Linked DNA regions of Mus musculus: regions 1, 3 and 4 are each linked to region 2. The links are chromatin loops, found by intact Hi-C in ENCODE. Cell type or tissue: heart. All regions are shown on one strand. Region 1 holds the start of Urb1 (URB1 ribosome biogenesis 1 homolog (S. cerevisiae)). Region 2 holds the start of Cfap298 (cilia and flagella associate protien 298). Region 3 holds the start of Synj1 (synaptojanin 1). Region 4 holds the start of Mis18a (MIS18 kinetochore protein A).

Region 1 (8,000 bases), 130 kb before region 2:
GACCTACATCCTAGAGTAACTGCCTATTAGCTCCATGGTGGTGGGCAGGTCACTGAATGCTGAGTTCTGATACCTTATCTACAACATGAGCAAGAGCAAGGGGCCACCTAACCGGGCTTACATAAAGTCTAAAGGGGCTGATGCTGGTACTGCATACAGCACAAAGTAAAGCCTTCGAAGCCCGCTGCACTTGGGTGGCCTCTGCTCACACTCAGGCCTTCTCAACCTCACTTCCTACTGCGTGTAGCGTTTCCCCTGCAACTGTACTCGCTCCTTAAACATTCTCAAGGAACGCTGCTGCCCTAGGCTCCCGCAGCGCAGCCAAGTGCAACAGTGAGCAAGTACCACATCTGACAGAGGTGGCCCAGGGTGACAGTGGCTCTATCCCTCAGGTCTCCTAGGCTCCCGCAGCCCAGCCAAGTGCAACAGTGAGCAAGTACCACATCTGACAGAGGTGGCCCAGGGTGACAGTGGCTCTATCCCTCAGGTCTCCTAGGCTCCCACAGCGCAGCCAAGTGCAACAGTGAGCAAGTACCACATCTGACAGAGGTGGCCCAGGGTGACAGTGGCTCTATCCCTCAGGTCTCCTAGGCTCCCGCAGCCCAGCCAAGTGCAACAGTGAGCAAGTACCACATCTGACAGAGGTGGCCCAGGGTGACAGTGGCTCTATCCCTCAGGTCTCCTAGGCTCCCACAGCGCAGCCAAGTGCAACAGTGAGCAAGTACCACATCTGACAGAGGTGGCCCAGGGTGACAGTGGCTCTATCCCTCAGGTCTCCTAGGCTCCCGCAGCCCAGCCAAGTGCAACAGTGAGCAAGTACCACATCTGACAGAGGTGGCCCAGGCCGACAGTGGCTCTATCCCTCAGGTCTCCTAGGCTCCCACAGCGCAGCCAAGTGCAACAGTGAGCAAGTACCACATCTGACAGAGGTGGCCCAGGGCGACAGTGGCTCTATCCCTCAGGTCTCCTAGGCTCCCGCAGCACAGCCAAGTGCAACAGGGAGCAAGTACCACATCTGACAGAGGTGGCCCAGGGCGACAGTGGCTCTATCCCTCAGGTCTCCTAGGCTCCCGCAGCACAGCCAAGTGCAACAGGGAGCAAGTACCACATCTGACAGAGGTGGCCCAGAGTGACAGTGGCTCTATCCCTCAGGTCTCCAAGAGTCACTCACGATACCAACTCCTCTTCTTCAGGGCAGCAAACATAGACTCCAAGAAACAGTAAGGGTTGCCACGGCAGAGAGTGGTGCTAATACTTTCTTAAAGAGACACTTTCCAGACTAAACCTCCAGGTAGTGCAAGGTGCTCTAAGATGGGAGCTTCTAGTCTATTATTATACTTGCCAGCTCTACAGCCATCTTTCCAGTCACTGTTTTCTGAGCTCTTACCACATACAACAGACCTGGGATATGCTGGTGAATGGTCTCCACCAACGTGGTACAACCAATGGTATCCAAAGGTACACAGAGATGTATTAAGGACCTACTAGTTCCTTAGACACACACCACAAACTGGTGAGTGCTTTGCAGACAAGAGGGGGGGAAAGGTTGTTAAGAGGTTATAACTGCAGAATGTGGTTTTGACCAGGGGCCGGGGAGGCGTCCCTAAGTAAGGTTGCACCTGATACTAAAAGAATGAGTTGGGGGACAGGGGTGAGACAGTGCTTCAAGTCACTGATGTGAAAAGTCCCAGGCTGGGGGGACGGGGACACATTGTGGGTTGGTACACTGGGGTTGGTATCTGGGAGTAGGGAGTAGGTCTAAGATGGAGACAAACGAGTAGGAAGGCAAGATGGACTAGTGGTCAGGACTTTGTCTATTAAAAGTGCAGTAGGGCCGGACGTGGTGGCGCACGCCTTTAATCCCAGCACTCGGGAGGTGGAGGCAGGCGGATTTCTGAGTTCGAGGCCAGCCTGGTCTACAGAGTGAGTTCCAGGACAGCCAGGGCTATACAGAGAAACCCTGTCTCAAAAAGAAAAAAAAAAGAATTAAAAAAAAAAAGTGCAGTAGGAAGGCAAGATGGACTAGTGGTGATAACTGTGGCTATTAAAGTGCAGTAGGATGGCACCACAGGATGCCACAAGAGGAGCGGACTGGCAGTTTAAAAGGTCACCTCGTCTTGCATGTGTGATGGGACACAAGGAAACAAATGTAGAAAAGACACCAAGCCTGGACAGCTCTGGCCATTATCACAGAAAGGCTAATGGTGCCTGGACTAGAGTGACCACCAAGGAAGTACATGTGGAACTGCAGACTCCAGAGACACACACACAGGAGACCACTGAGCCAAGGGATGACCGAGCACAAGGAGGGAGGAACATCTAGGAGACTGGGCCTGTCTGGTACTGCAATGAGGAACAGGGATAACACTTACCCCGTCACCAGTGAAGGGCAAGTATGTTGAAGAACCAGACTTGAGCAGATCCTTTCTGATCTAGAATCCCGACTCACTGGTCAGTCATCTCTCTACTGCTGACACTACTCAACTGAGTAGCCTTTGCCACTGAATCCCAAAGCTCCTCTCCACCACACAAAGGGAACAGCAAGAGCAACCTAAAAATCCCCAACACACACCCACCAATCCAATCCTTGAGAGCATTCCCATGACAGGAACTCAATGTGTACCAAGGAGGGAAAGGGAGAGAAAAATCCTGACATTATAGTCAAATAAAAATCTCCAAACTCCCACATTCACCCACTGACTTCAGCTTCGCAACGTCTTTCAATCACTTCATTAGTCATGTACCTGCCAACCTAGCTGTCCCCTGAAATGTAGACAGAAGCCTTTCAGGAACCGAGCTGGCGCTTTTCTTCTGCCAGGAAGGCTCCTTTCCCTATACAATTCTACAACTCATGAAAAACCTGCTTCCTTGGGGAAGCCTTCTTTGATTTCACAGATCAAGGTCCCAGGCCCATTAGGCACAATGGATAGCTGGCTCCTTCTGGAAGACCCGTGACTATGTGACTTTGCTGGTCACCTGCTTTCCCAAACTATCAGATTTGCAATGGCAAGACCTGTGCCAGGGTTTTATTCGCCCATTACATCTCTACCTAACAAACAGCAACTGCAATTAAATATCGAATAAGTGTGTGGGGCGCTAAATTCTGTGCTAGCAAAGGTGTCATCTTCTAAGCAAACGACCAAGGCGAGGCACCAAACGTTTAAAAATAAAAATTGTAAGAAAAACATTAGCTGAGAATACTTTTTGAGTCAGGGTCTCACTATATAGTGTTTACCGAGTCCCCTGGCTTGAGTTAGCCCAGGGCAGTTCAGGGAGACGGACAGCTTACTCTTCTTTGGACTGGCAGCAGCAGCAGCAGTCAGGAGTGCTCTGCCAACATGACACTGTCAGGATGGCACCAATTCTATCCTTAATCTTCAAATATTTCTAATGTTGGAAGTCAAGGTGTACTTGGTCTGGCACTTTCTAAGAAGATAAGGCTGGCCTTCAACTGACAGAAATCCTCTTGCCTCTTCCTCCCTCTAAAGTGCTGAATTAAAGGCACGAACCATCAAGCCCTGCGATAGTTTATTAACTTTGTAGTTTTGTTAACCTAAGAGAAATATTTCGCTGTCTTGTTTTTACCACCGCGTTGACGTCTGAACATGGTAACATGTTCAACTGTGGTTCTCCTCACAACCAATGTACTCCTTGCACGATTAGAAGTCGTTGTGAAGTGGTGTCACACTCTGCAGCGAGTGAAATTAAATTACAGAATCTGGCCCCTCTCGGTTACCGGTCCGGACAATCCTAGTCACTCGATTTAGTTGTAGGTCCTTATGGAACTTGTTACACGTGACATCCCGCCATTATCAGGGTTGACAGTTGGTTACTATGGGAACGGCTACTGACAGCCCAAGCAAGCTATCTCACTGAACTATTCTTGACTAACTCCGAGCCGGGCTCCGAGGCGCCGCTGTGCCGGCTACTGCCCCGAAGCTGAGGAGTCCGCTCCCACTCACCCGGTCCTGGGCCCTGCGCATCCTTCAGCAGGGTCTTGAACCGCACGCCCGTGAACTCCTCCGCTCGCGTTCGCTTGACTGTGCCAGCGGGGGACGCCGCGCTGCTGGGACCCTCTGACGCCTTCCTCTTGGGGACCCCCATGGCCCAAACCACCGGGCCAGCAAAACGGCACCCTCGGAAAACCCACGCGACCGGAAGCACCGGCGGCAAGGAAGGGGCGGGACTGGAAGGAAAGGCGGAGCCTATGAGGGGAAGCCGGTAAAAGAGCCGGTCTTCGGGTGAGAAAGGGCGGAAGGGGCGGGGCCTGCTGAAGGGGGCGTGGAGAAGGTAGAACACCTGGGGGCGGGGCCTTCTGGGGCGTGTCTCTGGGTGGTGTGGGCGTGGCTTGGTGCTTGGGTGGGGCCTGTAGGGCCTGGGATTTCCCCAAGGGTTCTCTGGCTGTGCTCTGCCTGCAAAGAAAAATCACATACCCGCCCTTAGCTGCAACAATCTGGGGCAGATGGATCAAAATGCTTCCCCTGCTCCCGCAACTCCCTGAGCAGGAAGAACTCCCAGACCCACAAAGAGCAGCACAAAGAGCTCAGATATTTAAAAATCTCTGAGCATTTTAATGATATCCTTTGAACAACTTCATGAGATTGATACTTCCTCAGTTCAAGCCCCCTGCGTGTAAGTGTAAGCCGGGTGAATTCCCGAGGGCTTGACATCAGGTGGACTTACCTCTGAAAAGCCCTAGCTTGGGAATGTGGTCCAGAGTGTCCGTAACCCTGAATCCCCAGTTTTTGTCACAACCCTAGCCAGAAGGCCTAGGCTGGTTAGATGTCATTTCAAGTAACCTCCATCCACGCTTGCTTCCCCCAAACCTTGATGCACTCCTTCTGTGGTGCTGAAGGCCAGGGGCGATCAAAGAAAGCAAGCATTTAAGAAAACCTCCTTGGACAGTGCCCGCATCTCAGCACCCTCGTTAAAAAGGAGACAACAAAGCCGGCTCTCCCCAGTCCTGGGCTGGAGAACGGCAAGTAATGTAATGTTTAAAGAACTGCTTTAAGGGGACAGAGAGTACGATACAGTTTTTATTTGTTGTAAGCTGTTGATTTACAGGCTGCATTCAATGCTCTGGCAAAAATGTGGGAAAGTAAAAACAGTCAGTTGCATAATTAAAAAAAACAGATCTTATCAATATCTTGGTATGTATTTAAAATTCCAAACTAGCCTGTTAGTTGGGAAATCGATGGTTTCTGAAATTCTCTGTCATATTCTTCTAGTCTAATAAGGCACACTTTTGGAAGCAAGTATCTTTTAAGCATCTAAGAATGTGGTCCCTGTCACTCCTATGATTTTAGAGTCCCTAAGAGAAAAACAAACAAACAAACAACAACAACAACACTTGCCTTTGACTTTGAGCCTGTAGCCTACAGAAACAACTGCATCTGTGGGAATCCCTAGGTCCCGGGCCTGTCAGAAAAATGAAGATGACTAAAACCATGAATAATTTTGAGAGAAGAGGCTGAAGACCGACTTGTGACCAATTGCCCATGTTGACACTCACCAGGACCCAAACAAAAGGCAGCAAGAAGAAGGAAGAAACAGTCTAAAGCCTTGAGTTTAGCTTATGTGATGTTGGGGGAAATTATCATCTCTCTGTACTAGTGGAAGTTATAAATAATTGGGGGTGGGGGTGTGGCTGGGAGGGTGATGGTCTCAGCTCAATCCCCAGAACTCACACGGTGAAAGGAGAGACCTCCTCTCACAAATTGCTTTGTGGCCTCTACATGCATGCTGTGGCAAGTCTCTCTCTCTCTCTCTCTCTCTCTCTCTCTCTCTCTCACACACACACACACACACACAGCTCACAAAATATTTTTTAAACCCACAAGAATTAGTGAGACCAGGGAACTTACCAGGGTACTCAGGATCCTAGCCTCAATTACATAGAAGCTGCCCCTGTCCATCCTAGCCTTAGATAAAGGGATACCCGATGGCAAGTAATTACTCAGAATTACAGATGGATGTTTGAGACTGGCTCAGAGCAGTCCTCTAAATAACTAGGCCAGGTCTTTGATACTTTGCCCAATGCCAAGCTCACCAGCCGACAGTGAGCTAGCCTGCCACGAGAAGCCCTGTGTTATTTGTCTCAGTGGCCGTTACTTATCTTGTGACAGTGACTGAAAACCTGGCAGAAATGGGAGAAGAATTTACTTTGGCCACAAGTTTTAAAAACTGTCAATGTGTTATGGTAGGGAGGACTCAGTGTCTGGGGCAACTCACCCACGGAGGTAGGGGCTTGCCTCACACTTTTCATACATTGGTAGAAACAAAATTTGGACCACATCCAGTAGATATCACCCTCAAGGCCCACTCCCAGCCTCATTTCTGCTACCTAAGCTACGCTCTCGAATGTTCTACCTCCCCAGGTAGGGTCAGCATCTGGGGCCCAAACCCTCAAACAGTTCCCAAGTTTTCTCTGTTCTGTTGAAGGCTGAGCATCACTATTCTAGAACATTCTATCCGTTTCAGAGCCTTTGAAGCTTCTTCCTGACTTTCTTCTTCCTTCAGTGACTCTGATGTTCACTTCACCCGACTTCCTGTCCATTCTTCACTGTGGCTTTGTACCGTCCTTTATTTTGTTTTGTTTTGCCTTTCTTACTTATTGGAGATACAGAATAGTCTCTGTTAATGTGCACCAAACACAATGGCACCAAGCTCAGATGCTCCACCTCCATTGCCTGGAACACACACTGGACCAACAAATGTTTGTTTAGTAAGTATCTGGATATGACTATGAATGAATGCACGGACCCGAGTTTTCACCTTGGTTTAAATTCTAGTTCTGCTCAGTCAGAATCCATAACAAGTTCACGTTAAACTGTTTATCATGGATGCAGAGTAAGAGAGTTATAGCATCATCGTCCATGGGAGAGATGCTTTCACGGTATTATCTCTGCTACTGCTTTGAAGTGCAGGAACTCAAAGCCAGAGAGTCAAACATGTTAGGCAAGACCTCTACCAATGACCTACATCCCCGGCCCCGAGCTGAGCTCCTCTTGATAGTCTCAGCTTTCGCCTTGATGAGAGCTCACTGGCACAGTCAGAGTGTAGAAATCAGAGGCATGATGCCTGTCTTCGTTTTGATTCCAGTCCTGGTCTCTTCAGTTGGTATGCGTCTTAGTGCGATGTTTACTGAGATCAGGACAGACAGATCTTCTGCCTGCTGAGCAAAGAGAACACCCATGGGCATCTGGGCACTCAGTCCAAGTCCACAAAAGGCCAACACCCACCAACAGCGGCCATGGGCACTGCTTTTTGTAATCGGTGATAATAGATTCAAGAAAGCATAACACGGTTCACTTACCCCACTAAAGGGTCACTAAGGATGTAACAAAGCTGACAAGTTCTGTGAAGACCAACAGTTTACACCAAGAATCCAAGGTGAGAAGTTAAAAGGTCATATGGTAATTAAGTGAAATATTTGAACAATAAATGCATCATGGTCATAAACTCCAGGTTATTTCATCGTCGATATCTTACTGAAATGGTAGTTTAAAAAGAAAAAAAAAAGAAAAAGCAGAAACAATTAGTTTGTCAATTTTTTTTCCTTCTCTGAGAAAGAAACTTGAGGAGGAATAGAAAATATTCCTATTGTTCTACGTAGAATAAAATAACCATGTGAAGCTCGTCTTGGTTTGGTTTTAGAACACTTGTAGTGTAGGTGACGTTTGTCTTCTTAGACTCCTCCCAAGTCTGCTGTCTACTTGTTCTTGTTGCTGTGATAAAACACTCTGAACAAAAGCCACTTAGGAGAAGAAAGGGTCTGTTGGTCTTACACATCTAGGTTGCATCCATTACTGAGGAGAGCAAAGACAAGGACCCAGACTAGAACCTGAAGCCCAGGCCATGGAGGAATGTTGCCTACTGGCTCCAGCACAGGCTCACCCAGGGCCACCTTCCTAGAGGCAGTGCCTCTCACCGTAGGCTGGGGCGTCCTATATCAATTAACACTAAGACAATGCTCCACAAACCTGCCCACAGGCCAGTCT
Region 2 (8,000 bases):
CACTGGATGGGCAGATGGTCTGGGGTGACAAAGAATGAACAAAACCTGAGGAACAAGCCAGTAGGGGTTTCCTTTCAGCTTCCTGCCTTGACCTCCCTCAGGAACTAAAACTGTCAAAATGAAAAAAACCCTTTCCTCCTCAAGGTTTTTGGTCATGGTGGTTTTTTCTTCCTTCCTTCCTTCCTTCCTTCCTTCCTTCCTTCTTTCCTTCCTTCCTTGCTTCCTTCATTTCTACTGTTGTTTTCTTTCTTCTTCACAGCTACAGAAAGCTACTGAAGACGGAATTGGTATGAGGACCATGGCACATCATGACAGACCTAACCATTGGAACTCTGTGCTGGAAAAGCCACGGAGCCCTCAGCACTCACTGGGCCATTGGAGGAGCTCCAAGGCAGAGAGCAGGGCAGATGATGCAGGTTTGCCTGTGAACGTCAAGAGGGAAATCAAGACTCTACCTGGGCCATTCGTGTGGTATTTTGTATTAAGAATCTTCCCACATTTAATCCCAGCACTTGGGACACAGAGGCAGGCAGATCTCTGAGTTCAACCCACCCACCCCGTTGGTTCTGCTCAGCCAGAGCTGTAAGACCAGACCAGAACCACTGCAGTGTGAAACCCTTGCCAGGGCTGAGATCAGCTGTGACTAAGAAAATAACAATATCGTTAAGACAAAAACCTTCTGGGATAAGCTTCCTGAGGGTCAACGGACAGAGCTGTTGTCTAGAGGGGGCCAAAGCCCGCTCATGCCTGCAGCCAAACTTGGCCAAGTGTATGCACCTTCCAGATGGTACTGATTGTGAGGGCATGAAGAGTCATGGAGAACAGTAGAGGCTGGGCATAGGAAGAGGCCAGGTCAAACTTCAGTTTCAGGGAAACCCCAGGATTGAAAGGATCATGGAGAGAGGCTGAGGCCTGGCATCATGATGCAGGGTGAGAGAGCCCAAAGAGAGGCCAAGAGGCAATCGGTGCCATTGGTAAGGGGAAGCCTGCGGTTCCGGCAGTTTGGAAATGCCAACACCATGGGATGACCACCAAGGACAGCAGCAGCTACGGAGTGGAGCCAGCCTCAGCCTGTGAGATGTGTTCTGTGGGCCCTGCAGAGCAGAGGGAGCGGAGAAGACCCTGAGTCCCGCACCTCTGACAGCGAGCTTCACAGGGCTGCACTTCAGTTCTCCTTCCAGTGCGAGTGCGCTCATGGTCTTCCCTCTTGGAGTGAGATTAGGTCTTTTTACAGGTGCCCGGTAATGGATATTACAGAGAGGTTTGAACTTTGAAAGAGACTGCATTTTTAAAGTGAAAAAATTTAAAAGCCTGTGGAACTTCTGAAAGTTGGAATTTGTTTTATATTGAGATATCCATATTAATAAGGTCTTGGGGATAAACAAAAAGGAGAGGGTTATGGTTTCATGGTGATATGTCGATTGGTGTTGACAAGGAAGCAATTGGTTCTGCTTGGCTTTTGTTGACCTGGCATGAACATAGACGTATCTAGGAAGAAGGAACCTCAACTGAGAAAATGTCTATTTCAGACTGTTTGTAGGCAAGTCTGTAGGTAAGGCATTTTCTCAATGACAGTAAGGGGGGGGGGGGTAGCACTCTCCGGGTGGTATCACCCCTAGGCAAGTGGTCCTGGGTGGTATGAGAAAGCAGGCTGAGCAAGTCGTGAGGCGCAGGCCAGGGGCAGTGATCCTCCATGGTATTTGCTTCAGTGCCTACCTCTGTGTAGATTCACCCATGCAATTCTTGTTTTTTTTTTTTTTTTTTTTTTTTTTTTGAGACAGGGTTTCTCTGTATAGCCCTGGCTGTCCTGGAACTCACTTTGTAGACCAGGCTGGCCTCGAACTCAGAAATCCGCCTCTCTCTGCCTCCCAAGTGCTGGGATTAAAGGCGTGCGCCACCACCGCCTGGCTCACCCATGCAGTTCTTACATGCTGCCCCACACTTTCGGTTTATGATGTTAAAGACCCGGAGGTTCCCCCCACCCCCTAAATGTTTTACTTTTAATATGTCATTTAATATTGAGCCTTCTTTGAAAGCAGTTAAGTTTGATTATATATATAAAACGGGTCTTAAGGCGTTCTCTATAATGTAAAAATCATGTGTTTCCTAGGAGACAGAAAACAACACCAAGGCTCTCCCGGTGAGAACTTTCATGGGCGGCTTCAAAGCGAAGAGACTCAAGGGCCAGGGCTTTTAGCGTCTCAAACTGTCCCCCTTCCCTGCAGCCACCACTCACTCCACCCTCACCCTTGACAACTCCCACCGTCCCCGATCCCTCAGCTCCGTCCCGCCACCTTTCGACCCAGTACGTTCGCACTTCCCGGAAGCCCAAATCCCGGCTTAGCTCAGCCTCACTTGGCATCCCGGCTGCTCTCCTCCGAGTCGGCGGTTGGCTGGCGAGCCTGGGTTTCCTCCAGCCGTTGGTCTTTCATCCCCGGTCAACCCTGATGCTCCTTTCCCACCCCGGGCTACGGCAAATCTCCCCAAATCCTCGCGACCCCGGGCGCTGCCCCCTGACCCCGAAGCCGCCGGCCTCCCTTTCCGCACCTGAGCAGAGCCGGTGCACCTTCAGCCGCCCGTTGTAGACGCGGGCCACCTGCGCCGTGAGCTCTTCCAGCTCCGTGCTCCCGGGCGCCTGCAGTAAGAACTGGCTCTCGTCGCCTCTCTTCACGTGCAGCACAACCATGGCTGCGCCAGAGGCGCCGCCGAGGTGGCAAGGCTGCGGGGCAGGGACCACGAGGCCCGAGCCGGGTCGGCCGGACCCACACCAGCCTGAGATTAACCGCTGCTCCGAGGAGGAACCGTGGAACGCGGCTCACGCTTCAGCCCGGAGGGATGAAGAAAACGGCGCACGCTCGCGGAAGTGGCTGTTGCCAGGGGCAACAGTCAAACATTGAGCTCGTGCCCAGTTAGAACTCGCGCCTGGAAGGCCGGAGGCGCTGAAGAACAGGTTGTGCGGGCCGCACAGTCGCCGCTCCCGGAAGTAGCTGTTGCCCGGGCAACCAAAACCCAAACTAACAGCTAGAGGCCTGTGCGGACGGTCCGGGGACTCGGGAGATGTCCGCTGGAGGAGCATGGCGACTCCTGGATTAAGAATGAGAGCGAGCGCTGGGCACTATGGGAGCATAGCCGCCGCCAAACTCAGACTGGTTTCGCGCAGGCACGGATCGCTTCCGGAAATGCCTTCTGCTTTGGGTCTCCGGTCAAAAAGTGGGGAGCGCTGCTGCTGTGCAGAGCTCATTTAGTTCCACAGCTGTCTATCGCCCGTCCCATGGAGTCTCGGTCCCCCACAATCTCAGATAGGGCAAGCGGGCGCAGCGCTGTTCTTCCAGGGCGCTCAGACACAGCTGAGGATCCCATTTTAGTGTTATAAAGAGAAAACAAATGGATGGAAGAAAATCAAATAGAGGAGTAAAGAAAATTAGCAAAGAAAATTAACCTGTGCTTTGAAATGATCTCAAACTCATAGTTTCGCTAAATGGTGAGGGTTTTTTGTTTGTTTGTGGTGATGGCACATTAAATTTTTTACTTGCCAATGGAAATTCCTGGAAAGAAGCTGTGTAATAAAAACAGCAGTGATGTGGAGAGGCTGTGAATCTGCGGGTCCAGACTGATTACCTTGTCTCTGTTAGCTATAGCTCCTAGAACAGACGTCCATTGCCCTCCTATGGGTCAGAAATAACTTGCATATAGGCTCTGAAATCTATAAACGTAGCTTTCACTAACCCAAAAGTTAAGAATATCGTCAAATAGCATCTGGTAACTAAAGAAAAACTTCGTCTTACTGTATATGCCTCTCTGGCATTTCCACCAATGTATTTTAAACTTGCCATGACTTACGACTTTGTCTTAGAGAGCTACAAAACTTTGTGAACATGGAATTTGGGGTAACCCAAATCTGTCATGGTCATTCATTCAAATTTGGCTTCAGAATAAACTACCTCTTATTCCCTGCATGTATTATGTGCACACACACACACACACACACACACACGAATGTGGGAGTGCACACATGCATAGAGAGAAAAAAAAACCTCTTCCCTTTTGAGTAAAGAAGTCAGCTGGTGATAAAGACATATTTATTTCATATGACAGCACATCTCACAAGATATGTACAGAATGTATACCAGCAACTTTAATACTGTACTTCTATAAAGTATATAGTTATAAATACTGTATGCCACATAAGCGATAAACCTCTTACATACATATAAACAGCAATCTACTAGAGAGAACAGAGACTCACAGAGATTCTTAGTGTCTGTTTTCTGCTTTGACCAGACCTGGCAAATACACACGATGTCGAGTTCTTTGTAGCAAACTTTAACTTGCTTTGTGCGTTTCAGCAGCTACCAGACTTCCTGACAAGGCAGAGCTATTGCTCTGCAGACATTACAGTGGTTCACACCTGAGGGAGTCACTGCTCAGGGCTGCGATCCACACTGCTTCAGTTTTCTAAAGTGGATTAGCTTGCTAATGGGGAGTGGATACCATACACACTACTCACACAGATGTTACAGCCACAATCTCAACAAGTTAATTCACATTTTGAAGCACACTGCTCTAGTAATACTGCAGTTTAAAAGCTACTACTGTTGAAATGATTAGAACCCCAACAAGCACGATCTAAAACTCACAAGAGTTATTGCTAACAGCGAGTGATGGCTGCAGCAGAGTTACTTCTATAAACACAGGATTGTGATAACACTGAGCATTTGCAAAGGTGCTCTGTCCTAACAGATCTGCTCTAGGAGAGAAGTGCGATGCAGCCTGCTGTGCTTTTACACGGAGGTGAGGGCAGCCATACGTCCTTTCTAATCTTACAATACACATCTTTAAAGGTTCAGGTAGGTAGATGTAGGAACGTGGGTGTAAGCACATAACTCTCTTTTTATATAAAGAGAACATTAAGTCTTAATGGGTAAGGATGTTTTAACTTCAGCTGACTGACAACCAACTGACCAAACAATAGCTTAGGGAGTTTTCTGACTGGCTTAACTAATGATATCAAAATACTATGTTTTTGTTGTTTTGTTTTTTTTTTGTTTGTTTGTTTTTTGTTTTTGTTTTTTTGTAAAAATTCCATGTATTTTTTCCCACAAAATTAATAAACGTAAGATCAGTTGCATACTGGCAGTGCAGGAGACAAAATCCACAGCTAATTTGAGGTATAGCCTCTAAAGCCTTAAAGCAGCATCATGGATGTGCTATGTAGCCTCTTACATGGGAGAACATACACTGGACATGTTCCTAATTCAGACCACTCAACAGCTGAAAGCAGAGCTCCAGGCAACTGGCAAACAGAAAGGTATGGAAGGGCAAAGGGCCACGCAGAGAAAAGAGCACACGGACAATGTTCCTCCGTGAAGCTGGTGGTGTGCGCCCACTCTTCTATCTGTCCACGTGACCGACCACGTCCAGACGGCCAACTGTAAATGCCCAGAGAAAGGCATCATAGAGGTACAGAGGAGGAAGGTAATGAGGGTGACTCTGAAGGGCTGGGGTAGAGAATAATAGGAAATGGCAGTTCTCTAAAGGGATTATTCTACTCCAGGATGCACAATCAGTCAAAATATAGAAAGCACAGCCGGTGGCGGCCATCTTCTTGACAGATATTGAAAAAAGGACATTGTCAGAACTGTTAGGTAAAATTTGATCTGAATTATATCAAGTTTTATAAGTATGTGGATGTATACATGTTTGTGTGCATAAATACAGACATATACTCATAGTGTACACATACACAGACCTTTTGACTAAAGTGATGCCTTTCACAACAATCTCACCAGAACTCTGGAAGCTCTTTGGTAAGTATCCATGACTACCAATCCTCAACAGCACAATGGGCTGCAGTCCTGTCAGCTGCAGTTGTGTGGGCTTTACGTGATTTTTATGTGACTATGCGAATAAGGACTATTTTCTAGAGTAGTTTTAAGCACTTTTAAAAATAGTTCCTGCTCTATTCTATTCATCTGAAGAGAAAAAGTAGAACTCCAGTTAATAAGAGGATGTCTTTGTTATTTCTGATATACACAAATTCCAGCTTTCTCCACATCCTCCAGTGGTATTTTATATAAATATCAGTGCTCTTACTGATCATTTATTGCACATGACTGACTAATGCCCCATTCTCTTGGATCCACCCTGACAAAACAGAAACAAACAGCCAAACACACGAGGAGAAACTCCCGCCCTCCCTACTTAATTATCTTTCCGTGAAGTCCAATGTGGAAGGTGCCTTAGATGGCAGGGTTGTGCTAGGTCCTGCAGATGAGGTTGTGCCAGGTGGTAGCAGAGGGACAGGAGGTGGTGGTGGTGGTGGCCTTCTGGCTGGCAACACACAGAAAGAAACGCTCGCACCTTTACTCCAGTCATCATCAAATGAAGCTGGCGCGTTACCCACTAAGTCTGGACAAACTGACTTTGACTTTCCTGTTGTAGGAAAGTTGTCGTCTTCGTCAAAGGTTACCCATCCTTTGGGGTTGCTTGTTTTTACTGTAGACTGGCTCTGCAGATCAAAATTGTCCTCAAAGCCACCAAGCGAACTTGAAGCCTTGCTCGTGTCATGACTGAGAGGCATGAGAGGAGGGAAGGGACTGTTGGGAACAGGCTCTTCTTTGGAGAGCCAAGAAGTTGCCTCTGATTCTTGGGACTGAACTCTAAATGGGTTTCCAGGGGCAGCAGTCCTGTCTGTAAAAGGGTTCCGGCAGGGCAGGCTGGGAAACGGGTTTGCAGAACTGCCCATACTCTCCTGTGACTTGCTTTCCTCTGGACCTGGAGGCCTGGTTGGCATGCAACTTACAGAACTCAAAGGGTTAACTTGACTTTGCGATGCAGAAGGCAACTGAATCAACATCTTTGGGTCTGGGGTTAGAACAGGTGAAATCTGAACAGAAGGCTGAGCCTTTGATACAGCAAGCACACTAAGTGAGAGATCTTCAAATGGGTCACTCTTCAATGTTGGCTCTTGTTTGACACCAGAAATGCCATTTATTTTTACCTGGAAAAGAATAAACACTGAATGATCAATTTTTAAAATTTATTACTACTCCCTTCTCTTCCTAATTTTATTACTTCTCCTTTTTTTTGAGCAATTATACAAATTTAAAAACTAAAAAGTACCTATATAGAATTTTTGCTTTGGTGGTTTAATAAATAGGGTAAAATCAGTAAAATTATGTTAAGAATTCATAACTAGATAAATCCATGGTTGTTAAATCTCAAAGAAATGTGATGGAATAATTTCTTCCATTCGATTTTTGAAATGGTAAAAAAGAATTATACAAAATGATGAATTTGCTCATGCTCTGTTCTTTTAAAGTTTAACAAAAACTTAAGAAACATATAAGAGCATTTACTAAATATGCATAATAAACTTCCAATACCCATCTATGAAAATATGTTTCATCTAAATTCCCTATAGAAATTCAATTTTATGAATAAAAGATAACTTATTAATATATTCATAAATTCAAAGCTATAAATGGGAACTTTCCCTTTTTGTATTTGGCAGTGAATTTTCAAAGCTTTCTTTCAGTTTTTAATGACAGTTTGCCTTTGTAGCTTACTCACTGAATAACATAAGCTTCTTTAACTGACCTTGCTCACCCTGTCAGGCAAGACAGATAACTCATTCCAATGATGATTTAAAATGGAAGGGGACATTTCATTTTTCTATGAGCACTGATTCTAAAAAAAAAAAAAAAATAAATGAGGAGACTCTGAATACACTGGCCATGGGAGGAATTTTCAGAGTTCACTTCATGGCCATAAAAATTTTGCACTTCTTCCTAAATCCCTTTGTTGACTATAAAGCTGGTTAATGGAGGATAGTCGCTGGCCTGAACAAGGCTCAGCTGAAATCAGACTACCAATTACAGTGAGGCCTACATTACCAACCCTCACCTTAGAATAACTTAGATCTACGTAAGACTTGGAGACTTGTGATGGCATCAGCAGTGCTTTCTCATCAGCAGTGCCTTCTACAGAGAAGGCACTGG
Region 3 (8,000 bases), 76 kb after region 2:
CTGAAAACAGGTAAAGTCATAACTTGCAAGTCCGCAGTGACTTCCCATTTGTAACTGTATCTAGACAACATTAATACATCAAGTAATGTCAACCAAACACAAGCAGCTGATAACAGTTTACATTACTAGCCAAGCCCCTCCGGCCTCATGTTTTTATTTCAGTGTTCAATACTATAAGCACATCTACAGTATGACACACATTATGGAGATTAACACTGGAGCATGGCATTTTTCATTTTATTAAAACATAACCAATATGCTTTAATAAAACATAACATAAAAACCAATTTGGAACACTGAAGTTCATACTGAATATTACTTAAACTTTTTCTTAGATTGTGTCTGCCCCTTGTCTCTCCCTTTAAATCATATTACTGGAAACACCAAGAATACAGACATTTGTTATATACTAATCTTTGCTTAAGGGTTGTTCATTATGTCACTATCATTTTCTCTACCAGAATAAAATTTTACTATTTCAGTCAGGTTACACTTGAACCAACATAGAAATCATATATGCATAAGTCTGGATTTTATGCTCTTATTGAGTCTAAAGAGCAGTATTTAAACTATTTAAGGCTTATACTAGTAAATATGTCATTTAAGCGCGCGCGTGCGTGCGTGCGCGTGCGTGGAGGCCAGAGACTGATTAAGCATCTTCCTTTATTGCTCTCCATATTATTTTCTGAGTTAGATTCTTATGCCAAATCTGGATCTTAGAAACTTGACCACAACAGCTGACCAGAGATCCCCGAGACCTTCCTGCCTCTGCTTCCCCAGTGCTGGGATTATAAGCATGTGACGCCCTGCCAGGCTTTCATGAAGGGACTGTAGATCACACTCAGACCTGCATGCTCACATGGCAAGCATTTACCAACTGACCATCTCTTAAGTCCAAACATCATGTTCAATAAACAGTCTGAGCAAAATATAAGAGGGCTGGGGGTGTGGTTCAGTTGGCAGAGTGCTCGCCTAGCATGTATGAAGCCCTAAGGTCAATCCTGCACAGTAGTGCACACCTGTATTCTCAGCACTCAGGAGAAGGGGGAGGGGGTGGTGGTCTGGAATTCAGTGGCATTGGCTATATCATGAAGGTCCCAGCTATAACTCTAATAGACTGTTAAAGTAATAATGATAATTAATAATAATAATAATAATAATAATAATAATAATAAAAGAACAAGTAGTTACCATTAGAAAATCTGTTTAAAACAAATACTTGAGACAATCCCAAACTGGGGTTGTCTGCCCCAGTCTTGTATTAAGAATGAAGCATGGGGTACATTCGATGTCTCAGCAGGTAAAAAGCTTTTGCCACCAAGCCTGAAGACCTGAGTTCAATCCCTGGGGCCTATATAGTAGGAGGAGCTCCCAGAAGCTGTCCTGATCTCCACTTGTCCCCTACCTACACACAAATAAATGACTAAATTAAAAAAAAAAAAATGAACGAAACACAATGTGAATTAGTCCTTTTATTTTCATCTATCTGCCACAAATTTACCCAAACATCATTTTGTGTGGTACAATAAGTAATCCTTTTAAAATAAAGGTCATTTTTCAATAATATGAAATCAAGCACATATGTCACATGAAATATTTTAGGAGCTGTCTGCAATTCTTATTAAAGATATAAAAGCTTAGGCTGGAGAAGCGGATGGTCAGCACTTGCCTAGAGTGACTGAAGCCCTGAATCTGACCCACCAATACCACACATGAGCACAAGGGACACCTGAATAAATAAATAAACAAATAAGGGTTTGATGTATGATGCACAGATCATACCATTCCTATTAAATCTGACTAACAAAATTCTGGGTATAACAGGAGATGCAAGCTGTCTTATTGGGTTAATGTGATAAAGACAAAATTGCAACACCATTTTACAAAAAGATAAACTTCTAGAAGCAGAACAGATGGAAAACAAACTCCCAGCAGCAAAATCTGCACCGCCCTGCACCACCATCACCCCAATAAAAACCCTAAGCTATCTCAGTTTACAGAAAATAAGGCTTCATTCAAATTAAGCCAAAGCACAAACCCGTACGCTAAAGCTCAGAAGATCAAATTCAGGGAGAAGGTTCTCAAGAACCTTTTTTTTATAAACTGTTGAACTCGCGAGTTACAACCAAAACAGAGATCAGAATCGGGCAGGTGAAAACACGTGACTTACAGAGCACAGCCACAGCCCCAGACTCGAACATGAGACATTCTTCCTTATGCCTAGTTTCCACTATGAGGCTGAACGGTGGGGGATCCAATTTGTGGTAGATTCGAAATCCTTTGCTGAACGCCATTCTCCTTTCTTCAGAGGCAGCCCTGTGGAAACCAAGTCAATGCACCTGAGGTTTCCTTCTGCTGCAAGGACTGCTAGGCGTCCTCCTGAGGTCCCTCACTGACAAGTTTGATGGGGGTTGGGGGTAGAGAAAAAGAGAGCTCAGGGGTGAACGGTTTATTCCAAAAGATAAGGCGTCACCTTTTTTTTTTTTTTTCTTAACCAAAAGGCAAAAGGAAACGCGTCCAGTTCTCAAGATACGGCAGGACAAGGCAGGGGTTTTTAGCACCGTCGGTCCTGATTTGGATAAGGTGGATTTCCCATTTAATTTATGTTTCCCCAAAGGGAAAATCTGTAGCGTATTTTCAGTTGGGGTTGTTTATCGGCTTCCTGCTTCACGATCTGTCACTACGGGAAGGGAACTGATGGGGAAACTTCAAGCCGATCCCTAGGCGGAATGGGCAAGGGGATGGGAGGGAAGGTTAATCAGGCTGATTCAAAGCTCCTGAGGGGGCCGGAGAGGGACGGGATTATCACACCGCGGACTCTCCAGGGCGGCGGCGAAGGGCAGGGAAAGCCACACAGGTGACTGCCGCCTCCTGCCCAGTCACGAAGCTCACCGTGACGAATGGATCCCACCGCCACTCAACGAGATCCCGGGGAGCCGGGGGGAACTGAGGCACCGGGCGCTTCAGCGCCTCCATTACGCACCGCCAGAGATACCCGGGAGCCTGTGCCGACGGGGTCCTTTCCCGCCCGCTGGGTGACAGCCGCTGTCACGGCAAGCCACCCGCAGCCCCGGGGTCTCCACACAACCCGCCGCCCTCGGCCCTCGGCCGCCTCTCACCGCTTGCGACCCGGCTGCGACGGCCGCCACCGCTCAGGAAGCGTCCACCCGGCCGGCCGGCTGCCCCTGGGTAGAGCCCGGGCCGCTCCCCGCCCCCCGCCCTCCCGCCCGCTGCCTCACCTCTTCCTCCGGCTCCTCCTCCTCCTTCTCCCGCAGCCTCCGCCGCTACAGCCGCCCGAAGCGTCACTTCCGCTCCAGCAGGTCCAGCTCTTCCGCATTGCGCCGCTGCCCAGGCGGAAGGCCCGCCCCTTAGGGTGAAAGGGCGGAGCCGTTTCCGCCCACGCGGGACCGTGCTGCCGAGCAGGGCGCTTACTGGTCACCGGGTTCCTGCGGCCGCCGCGTCCTGGGTCCGTGAAGCGAGCCTCCGTCGCCCCGGGAGTGGGAAGGTGGCACGGCCAGGGGAGCCGGCAGAGGGAGGGTCCGTCCTCCTCGCGTGGAGCCCTGTAGCTCTGCCCTCCCCGCGGGCGACAGGGAGGGACTTCAGGAAAGAGCTGGGGGAGCCCGTGTTGATTCGTGCTCGAGTCGGGCATCAGGACCACCCCCTGCCGCCTCCGCAGACCTGATGGGCGATGGGCGAGTGCGAGGCGGGGGACGGTGTGCACCCCGCGCCGGCTGGGTGGCGCTCGAAGAGCTGTCCATGGTGTCTGTCGTCAGGGAGGCAGCAGGAGGCTGTTCCCTGGCTGTTTCAGTGTGTTCTCCGAGCTCCAGGGGCGATGGAAGAGTGCTCAACCGAATGCAGTGGAGAGTGGGGGAAGCCAGCAACCAGAAACTCCAGGCAGTCAAACAAAACATGGCTGTCACTGTCGATTTGCCAGCCGTGGAATTTTATAACTAAGGGCATCACACTGTTTCAAACTATCTTTTTAAACGAGACATTATGTCTAAAACTTGTGTCCAGCAGAATTATTCTGCCTATACTTCAGAGACAAAAATGGGAGGACATTGTAGTCCCTGGGGCTTTAGAGAGGAATTGAGAATCCAAGGAGCACGGCAATCATGTTCCATTTGCCTTTGCTTTCCCCTAGCCTCTTCCCCTTTTTACTTTCTTCCCAAAAGCACAATTTAAATATGACGTATTGCATAAAAACATTTCCTCTAACATGCTGTCATGTGACTCAACGCTTCTCTATTTTAGAGAAGACAAATCCACCCTAGTTTTAAAATATTAAAAGCAAACTAAACACAAGAGAAGCCACCTCCAGCCAAGGAGATACACACTTGGATTCAGTTCTTAGATCTTTTCACTTAGTCTCCTAAGAACAACTTTTACTTTTTTGTTGTGGTTACAGTAACCACAAGCTTATAATAACAATTGCTTGCTGTGAATTGTGGTTAGCCATTTTTCCCTCCCAAGAAGTGTCCATTTCAGGTGGGGACAGTCCTTTAAATAAAACAGGGATGTTTGAGAGTGGGATTTTTCTTAAGTGTGATGACTGTATATGACATGCACCGACAAAAACGGGTTCAGGAGAGCTGGCCACTGAATTGTAGTACTTTGGAGGTAGCTTTTGTTTTTTGAGACAAAGTAGCACAGAGCCCAGGCTAGTGTGCCAACCATACCTGGTTTACGTGGTGACAGACTGAACCCAAAGCTTCATGCGTACCAGGCAGGCATTCTACAAGCTGGGGGGCATCCCCAGCCCTAGGGATGAACCTTTTTATGACAACTGAAATTACCCCAAGTGGAGCTGTAATCAAACTTGCTTACCCCATCATTCTTTTCACACCAAGAATCCCTGTGAAACTACACCAAAAACTCTTTGTCAAGGTGGAAATCATGGCACTAAGCGCTTTCTAAAGCCAGCCTTCTGCCTATTCTTGGTATCCTGAACTAAGAAAGCGGAGGTCCAAGCTTCTGTTATAATGTCTTTCTTCAAATTAAGCTAAAGCAGCAGTGGTAGGTCTTAGCTTTCCCAAGTCCTTTCAAAATACATTTTTAATTATAAAATAAACCCAAGATTTGAAAAGCATACTAGTGACCTTTGAACATTCCTTATTGTCCCTTTTCTATTTATTATTGTTACAACATATCCAAGTAGCTGCACGTTTTAGCAAACCAGTGTCTATAGTAGACTAACTCAAAATATATAGGCACAGTCTAAAGCTTTGCAAAGAAGCCAATTGTGCTGACTGGAACTGAGCAATGGTGAGGCTGTCAGAATGCTCATACCCTGATTCTTGTCGCTAGCAAACGACAGATGACTGGGTGACCCGAGTCTAAAAAAGTTTTGGATATCTGGTAGACTGTTGTGGTTATACAAGAGACCGAGACGAAATCACAGGTACCGTTTGTTACAAAGGAGGCAGAGGGGAATCAGGTCCCCATGTAGGGGCATGAAGACAAATGGTAGAATGGAGAATTATGACAAACCCAGGTGCACCAGAAACCACTAGAATCTATACGTTGAGCTGAGAACCTTTATAAGATACATGATTCCAGTGACAGTTATTTCCAGTTTTTGGCCTTAAGCACTCAAGAGAGTAGCTGTTCTAAGACACTCAGCTAGTAAATACCAGTGTTATGGCAGCTGAGAATTCCATATTTAGTGCTCTTTACTCATTCAGGAGTGACAACCTCGTCGAGACATAACGAGCACTTTCTATATGCAGTTCTGGTCTCCATTCACCTTGCATCAGACTCCTAGGACAGTGTCCAAGCCTGTTCCTAAGTGTTAGCATAGGCAGTTGGAGCTTATCCAAACAATTACTAAAGCTGGATATAGGAAGAGTGGTTTTATACTGATGGGCTTGGAAACAGTTTAAGGCCCAAATACATATTTGTGTTTGTTTTAATTCATGAGAATGAGTGCTCTGAAATTTAATTTCCCTTAGGAGCCAAGAAAGATTAATAACAACAACAATGACAAAAAAAAAAAAACCAAAAAACAAAAAACACAACCCTCATCCTTAATGAATATGTGGAGATAAGTCATAATACCTCCAGAACTGATGGAGAAAGGAGAGCACAACACTGTCCAAGTGCACACTGGCCTGTTAACAGCCTCACCATATGAACCACTGTATGTATGCTCTGAACTTAGTCACCAGCAAGATACAACAAAAGGCGTGTTTAAAAATTAATTTAATGCTTGGCTAAAGCTTAATTACATATATATTTTTCAAACGATAGTCCTGAATTTCTGAAAAGTTACTCTTCTGAAAATCACAGAATCAGAAAGCATCAACCTTAAAACAAGTTTCTCTGAGTATTTACAGTGTGGTAGAAACATTACAGAATACCATGGATAGTAAATTGCCTGGGTGTGTCTGATCAGCAAGGCATGTTCTTTATTGCATATATAACTCACATATGTGGGATTCAAAACAGGATAGACTAAAGAAATGCATATCTATAGCTGGGCAGGGAAGACAATAGTGAGAAAGGTCAGTCAGCCCAGGCCATGCAGTTAGTTTGTGGCTCATCCTACCCCACACTACTGCATATGTCGCCTCAGGCTCGTATTAAACCCACAGCTGCCTCCAGGGCAGACTCCCAGAAGTCCCACACTCACTCAACGACAAAGTCTTATTTCAGTTTTCATTTTAAGGCAGCACAACTACAGTGACAGCAGTCACTGTGGGGGGTGAAGGTCATCACCTGCCAGCCCTTCAGCTGCTGCAGTGCAGTATTTCCCTAAGATGATTGCTATTGGGTAAGTTCCTGCTGTTAAAAAGCCTCCTCTGTAGAAAAACACTGCAAAATTTCCAGCATGAAAATCCATGGTGGTATAAATATACATGCACACACACACACACACACACACACACACACACACAGACACGCAAAATTATACAACTTACACTAAACACTCATCATTTATAGAGCATACGTAAACGAAGTTAATTTAATGACCATATAAAATACTTCCATAAACAAAATATGACAGGCAGTAAAGAAACATCCATAGACTCCTAGAAATAATCTGAGTTCCTTTCATTCTCAAGAAATCACATTTAAGGACACGGTATTAATATAATGTTTTTGTATTAAAACAAGAATCAGTATATTACAGTTTAAGAAACTTTACATATATACAAAATGTACACACTGGAAATGGCAGCAAAGCAAACACTTTTTGGTCGCAGATCTATTTTCCTTCAATCAGAGACTTGACTTCCTTCACATTGTGGTCACTTGCAACAGATATAGCGTGATCCAAAGCCCGAACGCTTGCAAGAAGTTTTACTATCTGTTTTATATTTTCCCTGAAAGAGATAACAAAATTTGTAATATTATATTGAGATAAAATTTGTTCTTGATTTTACACTAACTTAGAGAATCTGCAGTACAGCCTTCCAAGCATGGATTTTACGTATGGAGAAGAAGACGTGGACGCTACAGCAGGTTTTACAGCATCTGCAGGGCTGGCATATGGTTCACCTGCAAAGATGCTTGCCACCAAACCTCTGTGGAGCCACTCTCCAGATCCCACTAGTGGGAGGAGAGAACCAAAACCTGGAAGCCATCCTGACTGCCCCACGGGCAACACGACAGGTATGTATGTCACTCTCAAAACAACATGAAATGTATGAGAAAAAATTAATCTGTTATCTAGCCACATAAAACAAAACTCATGTGTAAATGATTGGTCCAGGGACAGGAAATTCATTCATATACAGAATAAAACAACTTCATTTAGATAAATGATTTTGATTAATATCTACAAAGAACCCCAGTGTGATCCCAAGCCGCCCTGGAGCGCTGTCTGCTTCCTTCCCAGCCATACAGTCCAGGTCCTTCTGGAGCACAGCTTAACACAAACTCTACTTCACCAACCTATCAAGAGGCAGCCTCCAACTCCTAAATTCATCCACTAAAGCCTATTTCTGCTTTCTTTCTCAGCCCTGCCGTAAGTACTCTGCCTTACTTTGAAGAAACCC
Region 4 (8,000 bases), 210 kb before region 2:
TCAGAGGACCCTAAGGTGTAACTGAGGTGCAGTGCATTACAAAGTTAAAGTATGAAGAGGAATAAACATCAAATTATAGCAGCTCACAATGGCAGCTCTAAGTCCATTACTCTGAGCACCAAATAACTAAACACAGCCATTCTCTCCTCATAGAGACCCTGTAAACGCACCCCTCCCGAGGCTTGGGCCAGATAGCCCTCCGTATTCACTTTCTATTAGAAATATGTCACTACTGGAATAAGCCTCCCCCTCAGGTAGTCAGGTGGCCAAACAGCATGACACCCGGAGACCCAAGGACAAGCAGAGCAAACCTAAGAAGCCACTGCTTGCTTTATATGACTTTCCAGAAGAGACTTCGATATTTTCACGTTTGTGGGACAGACCCTTGATTATCAAGATCTAGAGAGACAGTGAGAAGTTAACAGCTCCTACAGGAGCTGAGATTGGTTCCCAGCGCCCACACAGCAGCTCAGCCTCCCTAACTCCAGTTCTGGCTTTCCGGGAACCAGGCTCACATGCAGCACGCATACATACATGCAGCACGCATACATACATGCAGGCCGACCTCTGAGTTTGAGGCCAGCCGGGTCTACTTAGTGAGTTCCAGGACAGCCAGGGCTACACAGAGAAACCTTATCTCAAAAAAACCAAAACAAAATAAGTAAAATATAAATAAACAAAAAATTCAATTGATTTTTCACTTCAAAGAAAGGTCATACATTTCCTCCTACAATCTACTATCTGTCTTTTCCAATACCAAATAAATTCTTTACCATCAGAAATTGTTACTCCAGAACACACATGAACCTAACGGTGGTGATTTTGTACTGTTGTCGTCACACAGCTTCTGAGGACCTAATTCTGTGAGAACCAGTCACAAGGCAGCCGCTCATCTATTAGACCTACCTTTCAACGGCTTCAACGCTGAGGCAGAACAAGTCGCGCTTGTAGTCCAGGTTCTTAGGAGTGCATCTGTACACATAGCCAAGGCTGAGGGAGCAGCCCGTGCAGTACAGCGCCTCAAGGATGCTGCAACAGAGAAGCACCACTGCTTAGGGAGAAAGCAGCAATCTCTTTAAGAACCCTCCTTGCTCAAACCCATGAGCTGGGGCTGGCAAGATGGCTCAGGTAAAGGTGCTTGCTGCCAAGCATAACAACCTGATTCAATCTCAGGACCCACACAGTGAAACAAGAGTCCCTGACCTACACACACACACACACACACACACACACACAGACGAATGCACACAAGCATGCATGCAGGCAGGCAGACATGCACATGCACACACACGCCTCCTCTGTAGGCCAGCCCTCCTACCCCATCCTCCTGTGGCAAGTGGTGGGTGAGAAGGCTGCATCAGCACACACAGCTTCTCTCTGACACATCGAGTCACACAGATGAGGAAGAACAAAGGCAGGAGGACTCAGGAGAACTACAAGCACCGCCCTCGGCTGCACCACCTTGGGCAACACAAATGCCAAGCCAGGGTTTTCCAGAACTGAGTCCCTGATCTGGTACTGAGACAAACTACTTAAAATCTGGAAAAGCAACAAAAAGATTCTGGGTCTCCTGTTCTTACAGTCGGGCTGCCATCTGTGGCCTCGGTGGGAGAGGATGCACCTAGCCCTGCAGAGACTTGATGTGCCACGGAGGTGGGGACACACAGGGGAGACCCCACCCACTCAGAGAAGGGGAGGGGAGAGTGGGGGAAGGACTGTGGGAGGGGGTGACTGGGAGGGGAGCAGTGAGTAAGATGAGAAAGGAAAAGAGAGAGAGAGAGAGAGAGACAGACAGACAGACAGATGGATGGATGCTTATAAAGGTCCAAATTTAAAAACACAGATTCTGCATGTCTTTTACAATGTCCAACCCATCATTAATATTCTAGGTAGGAAAAGAGGCAATTTTATTGTAATGAAGCAGAGAATATGCATTTGAGGCTTTTAAGCCACCTGGTGTCTGATGTAAGCATTAACCCTGTACTGTAGCCGTAGAACCAGTCTCACTCACAGACCTCCAGGAATGGTGGGACACACCTTTAATCCCAGCATTTGGGAGGCAGGTGGATCTCTGAGGGCAAGACCAGCCTGGTTTATCCAGTAAGCTCCCGGACAGGCAGGGCTACACAGGGAAACCGTCTTGAAAATAAAGAAACAAATAAAAACATGGCCAACCCACGTGCCAGTCTGTAACTCTGCTCCAGGAGCAGGCAGTGGGTTTGCAGACTTTCAGACAAAAGTTCTGCACAGTTGGGTGATGCCCCATGGCAAGAACAACTGCACAAGCCCGGTGGGGAGTATTCACCATGAATCAGCTTGGTCTCCTGGTCCTCTGCCCCAACCATCCAGGTGCTGGGACTGTAGATGTGTGTCACCATGACCAGTTAGTTACCTCAGTCGCTGACATGCATCTGCCATGTCCATGCTAGACCTGTCCTGTTTCCTTACACTGTACTTTGACATAAACACTTTACTATCAACTAGAGACGTGTCAATACAGGCGATTAACGGCATTTTACTGAAGTTTCTGTTATTTCTCTGCGTAACTGTTTCTCCAGTCTTCTTGGCTCCTGTTCCACGGATCTGGCTCTCCCTCTGTGCCCGCTCACATCTTTAAACTGTCCGCACAGTCCAATGTCTCCCAAAAGCCCTTGCAAATTAATGTACCTAAATTACCATTCTACAGTCCCAACATTTACCAAATGCTTACTGGATTTTTAGATCTACTCTTTTTTGTTTGTTTGTTTTTTGGTTTTTCGAGACAGGGTTTCTCTGTGTAGCCTTGGCTGTCCTAGAACTCACTTTGTAGACCAGGCTGGCCTCGAACTCAGAAATCTGCCTGCCTCTGCCTCCCGAGTGCTGGGATTAAAGGCGTGCGCCACCACGCCCGGCTAGATCTACTCTTAATTAAAGTACTGGAATGTACACGACAATGGGTTATTACTTCAAAGTATTTTAATTCCTCCTTCACATGGGACCTGTTACCACTAAGTGTCTGTTCTTGACATCATACCAAAGGGAGCCACTGAAGAGCCAGGCAAGGCAAGACAGACATGGAGATGCTTTCTAATTATCACAACAACATATGGAACAAAGGTCAAAACATCACCACCAGGTAAAATTTCACTAGTGATAGAACTGGTTAAGCTATCTGCCACTCATTCGGTATTGTTTCCATGGTGTGTTTAAAAGACTTCCCATAAGATATGTCGATATATCTTGGGGTTGAGGGACTGGGTGAGAGCCTAAAAGCAGCACTACTCTTGCAGAGCACCTGAGTTGTTCCCAGAATCTACACAGCAGCTCACAGGGTTATTGGGCTTACACTTCCATATTGTAGTCCATCGGTGAAGGAAGTCAGGACACAAACGCAAAGGGGGCAGGAACCTGGAGGCAGGAGCTGATGCAGAGGCCATGGAGGGGTGCTGCTTACTAGCTTGTTCAGCCCGCTTTCTTACAGTACGCAGGGCCATCAGCCCAGGAGTGGCCCCACCCACAATGGGCTGGCCCCTCCCACAATGGGCTGGGCCTCCCCATGGATCACTAGTGAGGAAAAGGCTTTCCAGGCTTGCCTACAGCTCAACCTTATGGAGGCTCTTCCTCACTGAGGTTCCCTCCTCCTCTTCAGATAGAGCTAAACTAACATAGAACTAGGCAGGATAGGTTCTTTATCATAGTCCACACTAATCCAGACCCTAGAACACCCTTGGGGAACAGTAGGGAGTAAGCGGCCACTATCATTGGGCCCAATTCAGCTTATCATTGAACAAGACTTGAGAAGCAACACGAGGCACTATAAAGCAGCTTTAAACAAGAACTGGCTCAATTGTAAGACCCTCCTCGGTAAAGGACAGAAATCAGGAAAACAGAGATAGTACTGCTAGCTCTATAGGCGGCTTCTGAAGCCCATCCCATGCCTTCGTTGACCACTATAATGACTTAGCCAGATGTTCAGTAGAAAGGACCTTCTGAAAAACGTAAAAGCATCCCAAAGCAACACAGTATTTCACAGGGCCCTGGTGAAACAAACCCAAGACAATTTAAGGCAATACAAACAACGGGTTGAGGCCATGCAAGCAAAGAGCTCAAGTAACCCCAGATCACTGACAGGGAAAGGCGGCTCCTTCTCAAATCTCTACCAATCTGAAGCCTGGTCAGTGGGAACACAGTCAGTGCAGAAGAGTGGACCTGCTACACAGACCTGACACACATGGAAAAGGAGCTGACATTAAAAGACTCAAGACGGGAAGCAGAACACCTCAGAGGGAGGAAGGCAATGCCCCGATCCCTGTAAGACTTACTGTAATCAGTGCTCTAGCCGAGGGGAAGCTAATTCCTTGGGCTCGTAGCCTTTGGCCACAAAATAAAATATCACCTAAAGTTGAGATTTGGAGAGATGGCTCAATGGTTAAGAGCACTGGCTGCTCTTGTAGAGAGAGAGCCAAGTTCAACTCCCAGTACCCACAGTGCAGCTCACAACTGTCTGTAACTCCCAGTTCCAGAGGATCCAATGCCCTCTTCTGACCTTCCTAGGCACCAGGCACACACATGGTGAACATACATACATACTTGCAAAATACTCATACATAGAAAATAATAAATTTAAAAATATATGAAATTGAGATTTCCAAGCTTGAAATCAGCTACTTGCCAACAACATAATCTGTCACACCCATATCATCTTTATCAATGTCAATGCAATTTCCCTGCCAGTTTCTATAACACTTATATTCGAATATTACTAAAACCATTATTAAAACCTTCAAGTCAGTCCCACCTCTTGATTCTCTGATTGAGGTACTACCTGAACTAGTTTCTACACCTCAGCAAGACACGGCTCCTCTCTGGGGTAGCAAACATAAAAGGCAGAGCTTTCTACTCAGTCTGCTGAGGACAGCACTTGCCAACACTAGTTAGTAGTCAGCCGTGACAAGTTATCTGTCCCCTCGGCCCCAGCACATGGAACCTGGGACTAGTGACTTACAGCCACAGATGGCCTGTCTGCGTAGCCCAGTCAGCTGTGGGTGTGGGCTCTGTATTAGTATTTTCTGTCTGCCAGTACAAGGAAGAGACAGGCAGCACTGGGACAGGAATAGGACACTTTCAACTTGGAGATTTTAAGATAGATATTTTCTGCTTTACTTTCCATTTTCTTTGGCACCAAACTCAGAGCCCTAAAAATCAGTGTTAAATACACTTTCAGAATCTTAGAAACTCCCACTTTCCGATCTTAAGGGGCTATCACCATCAAATAATGGATCCTTTCTTCTTTTCAATGCATTCAATTACCATGAAAAGTTATATCTCAAGCAATCTCACAGAACGGTCGGTAGAAGATTTTTCCTTAAAATTAAAGTTTTCAGCCGGGCGTGGTGGCGCACGCCTTTAATCCCAGCACTCGGGAGGCAGAGGCAGGCTGATTTCTGAGTTCGAGGCCAGCCTGGTCTACAAAGTGAGTTCCAGGACAGGCAGGGCTATACAGAGAAACCCTGTCTCGAAAAACCAAAAATAAATAAATAAAATAAAATTTTCTCTCACATATTCACATAAATATCTTACTTACCAACCGTCTTCATCTCTGCACTTGGACAGTTTCGGTTCCTTATCCACAGAGACGTTACAGGAGACGCCTGGAAAGAGAGTCGCAACACTTTGTTAGTGTGGTTTGTTGTTACACACCTGCAGACAGGAACTTTTAACTCAACTTTAACTTGTATTTTAGAGGACTAGGGGAAAAAAAGAGCCCAAAGACTGGTGGGAAGTGGGGTACTCCCGTGGTTCAGCACTAAAGGGATGGGGGCCTTCTGGGAGAAGAGGTGGAACAAGGATTACTTCACATCCTTTTCTGAAAACCAGTGGGGTTAAGAGATAAACAAAATGACCCAGCGAAGAGCATTGGGACTCACCCAGTAAAGACATCGCCTACTCTGTGGCCATATACCATACACTTATTTAATCGTCCCCGTTATCCCATCATTATCCCTCGTTTTGGAGACGAGAAACTTGAGGCACAAGCAGTTGAACAGACTGCCCAAGGACACTAAGCTAAGTCCCCAAAGCAGCTGACAGAGTCCGTCAGATGTGAAAACACTCCCCTGAAGGAAGCACCTTCCTAAAACGTCAGGATGACGCTCAACCGCTGCCCTTGGGGGGCATGGAAGACCCAGGAAAAAACTTGTCACTCGTGAGCCACCCACAGGGACGCCTCTCCTGCGGTTTGCTGGGACAGCTCTCGTCCCCACCCCAGCCCCCGCAGCCCCAGGAAACCCCGACGCAGGAGGGCGGCCCGAACTGACTGCGCAACAGGATGCAGTTGGTGTCCTCCTGGCTGGCCACCCAGGTGAGCGAGTCGCCCAGTGGCCGGCGACAGCGGGCACAAAGGAACACCAGCGGGTTCTCCGCCGCGGCCGCCTTCTCCTCAGGCCGTTCCTTCTCTAGCCCTAACGCGTCTGCGCTCGACATGTTTGCCCACTTCTGCAGCCGCAGGTAGCGGCTCGAGTCTTCCGACAGACGCTTCTCCAGCAGGGGGGACTCGCTCGACATAGCCAGGCGGTTTTAACCACAAGCGGTCAAGGAACATCCCAGAGACCAGGAAGCAGCCATGACATACGAATTTGCCGCGCCCCGGAACCTCACGGGAATAATACCTCTGCGCATGCGCAAGGTGCAAGAGGCGGGGCACCGCCCGAAGGGGTGGGACCTGAAGAAGGGCCCGACTGCATCGAAGGCGCATGCTCGCCATCTGACCGGCGCGCGAGCCGCGCTCACTGCGCTTGCGTCCTGCGGTCTTCCTGAGCGAAAGCTGGTGAACTGGGGTGCTGGGGTGCTATCTGCGGGCATTTCAGCTCCTTCCGCCGCTGCTGAGAAAGTTGAAGGCTTCGAATTAAATGAGTAGCAGCTCACCTAGTTCCTCCACACTGTTAGCGGGCATGCCCGTGCTGGGTAAGCAGACCCATCTTCACGGAGCCGAAAGTGGACCCAGGAATTCCAAGCGGTGTACTGCAAGTCACATCTCTGATTCTAGCCCGTCTGCTCCCGGAGACCCGCTTTCCTACATCTAGAAAAAAACAGGGGTCTGTGGCGAGCCAAAGACGCCCCCTGCCTCAAGGACCCAGCGTTACTGAGACTAGCACTGCAAGGAAAAAATATGAGAAGCTGGAGGGGACAGCATCGCTGTGGCTACAGAGTGGGCGTGTGTCTGGGTCAGAGTATGGTTCACCCTACTCCAGGGCGGGAAGGACGGTCAGTCTAAAGAAAGTCAGCTTTTGATTTCAAAGACCACAGGCTAGAGGGAAGGCGCGCCACCACGAACAGCCTGGATGCATCAGTAAGAAACAACACGCAAAGACCACCATATCCCCCTCCCCCCCCCCCCCCCCCCCAGTCACACTACCCAGTTCGCTTCACTAAACTACATCACACTTACCACCTATTTTCGTATCTCTGGCCACTAGCAAAAAGTTTCAAATCCTAAGTCGTTGACCTGACCGAGGTGGTACCAGGCTGGAAACTAGAAAGGCTATTTTGCCTTCTCTGAATATGATTTTGACTTTCTGTTTTTTGAATCTTTTTTTTTTTTTTTTTGTCCAGGCTGCCCAGGAATTCATTATGTAGCTCACCCACAGTGATCCTCCTGCTTCAGCCTCCCACATGCTAGGATAACAGCCCAGCCCAGAGGCAAAGAAATGACTCCTTTTGGAACCTATTTCAACAAGTCCCTGAGGCGTATCGACCTTTAACCGCCAGGAATCCTGTGGTCCTGCTTGAGGTGTGCCAAGACGGAACGGAGCAAAGAATACCATAAACCAACAGACTTTGCAAATACACTGGAAGGTACACCAATAGGCAGATTACAGCAAAGCAGTGGGACCCTGCTGTAGACCCTGATGCTACCTGGCCATACTCTTAGCATTTTGGTTATAAGCTGGGGAATCTGTTTGTACACATTAAAGTATTTAACTAATAGTCAGAAGGATATGGCCACATACAAGGGAGGGGAG

What was found. Hi-C counts contacts between places; a loop is a spot of excess contacts. Peaks named below come from ENCODE experiments on the same cell type or tissue, not always from the same donor. Only the 100,000 strongest peaks of a DNase experiment are listed, where the experiment ranks them.
Region 1: a loop joins it to region 2, with 2.5 times the contacts of the local background. A loop is called at or near these places in 19 of 42 quality-filtered maps.
Region 3: a loop joins it to region 2, with 4 times the contacts of the local background. A loop is called at or near these places in 10 of 42 quality-filtered maps.
Region 4: a loop joins it to region 2, with 11 times the contacts of the local background. A loop is called at or near these places in 6 of 42 quality-filtered maps.

What each region holds. Positions count from the first base shown.
Region 1 is chr16:90,806,237-90,814,236 of GRCm38, forward strand. Urb1 (URB1 ribosome biogenesis 1 homolog (S. cerevisiae)) reads right to left here and starts at 4,177. Exons shown (of 39, transcript NM_029497.1): 1 at 3,963-4,177. The coding sequence starts at 4,104. In heart, no CTCF peak of the experiment used is centred here; a DNase peak (open chromatin) is centred at 4,285; H3K4me3 peaks cover 1,693 bases; H3K27ac peaks cover 1,066 bases.
Region 2 is chr16:90,932,035-90,940,034 of GRCm38, forward strand. Cfap298 (cilia and flagella associate protien 298) reads right to left here and starts at 2,815. Exons shown (of 7, transcript NM_026502.2): 1 at 2,548-2,815. The coding sequence starts at 2,686. Synj1 (synaptojanin 1) reads right to left here. Exons shown (of 32, transcript NM_001164483.1): 32 at 4,063-7,000. The coding sequence ends at 6,206. In heart, no CTCF peak of the experiment used is centred here; DNase peaks (open chromatin) are centred at 2,367 and 3,047; H3K4me3 peaks cover 2,286 bases; H3K27ac peaks cover 1,571 bases.
Region 3 is chr16:91,007,854-91,015,853 of GRCm38, forward strand. Synj1 (synaptojanin 1) reads right to left here and starts at 3,455. Exons shown (of 32, transcript NM_001164483.1): 1 at 3,240-3,455; 2 at 2,171-2,316. The coding sequence starts at 3,337. It overlaps Paxbp1 (PAX3 and PAX7 binding protein 1), which reads right to left. Exons shown (of 18, transcript NM_026110.2): 18 at 6,184-7,325. The coding sequence ends at 7,208. It overlaps 4930404I05Rik (RIKEN cDNA 4930404I05 gene), which reads left to right and starts at 3,396. Exons shown (of 3, transcript NR_028368.1): 1 at 3,396-3,466; 2 at 7,396-7,614; 3 at 7,963-8,000. In heart, no CTCF peak of the experiment used is centred here; a DNase peak (open chromatin) is centred at 3,408; H3K4me3 peaks cover 2,537 bases; H3K27ac peaks cover 1,432 bases.
Region 4 is chr16:90,720,730-90,728,729 of GRCm38, forward strand. Mis18a (MIS18 kinetochore protein A) reads right to left here and starts at 6,642. Exons shown (of 5, transcript NM_025642.1): 1 at 6,297-6,642; 2 at 5,564-5,630; 3 at 907-1,029; 4 at 1-21. The coding sequence starts at 6,543. It overlaps Gm17518 (a long non-coding RNA gene), which reads left to right and starts at 6,691. Exons shown (of 2, transcript XR_876238.3): 1 at 6,691-6,942; 2 at 7,591-8,000. In heart, a CTCF peak has its summit at 6,571 (motif pointing right); a DNase peak (open chromatin) is centred at 6,642; H3K4me3 peaks cover 1,986 bases; H3K27ac peaks cover 1,664 bases.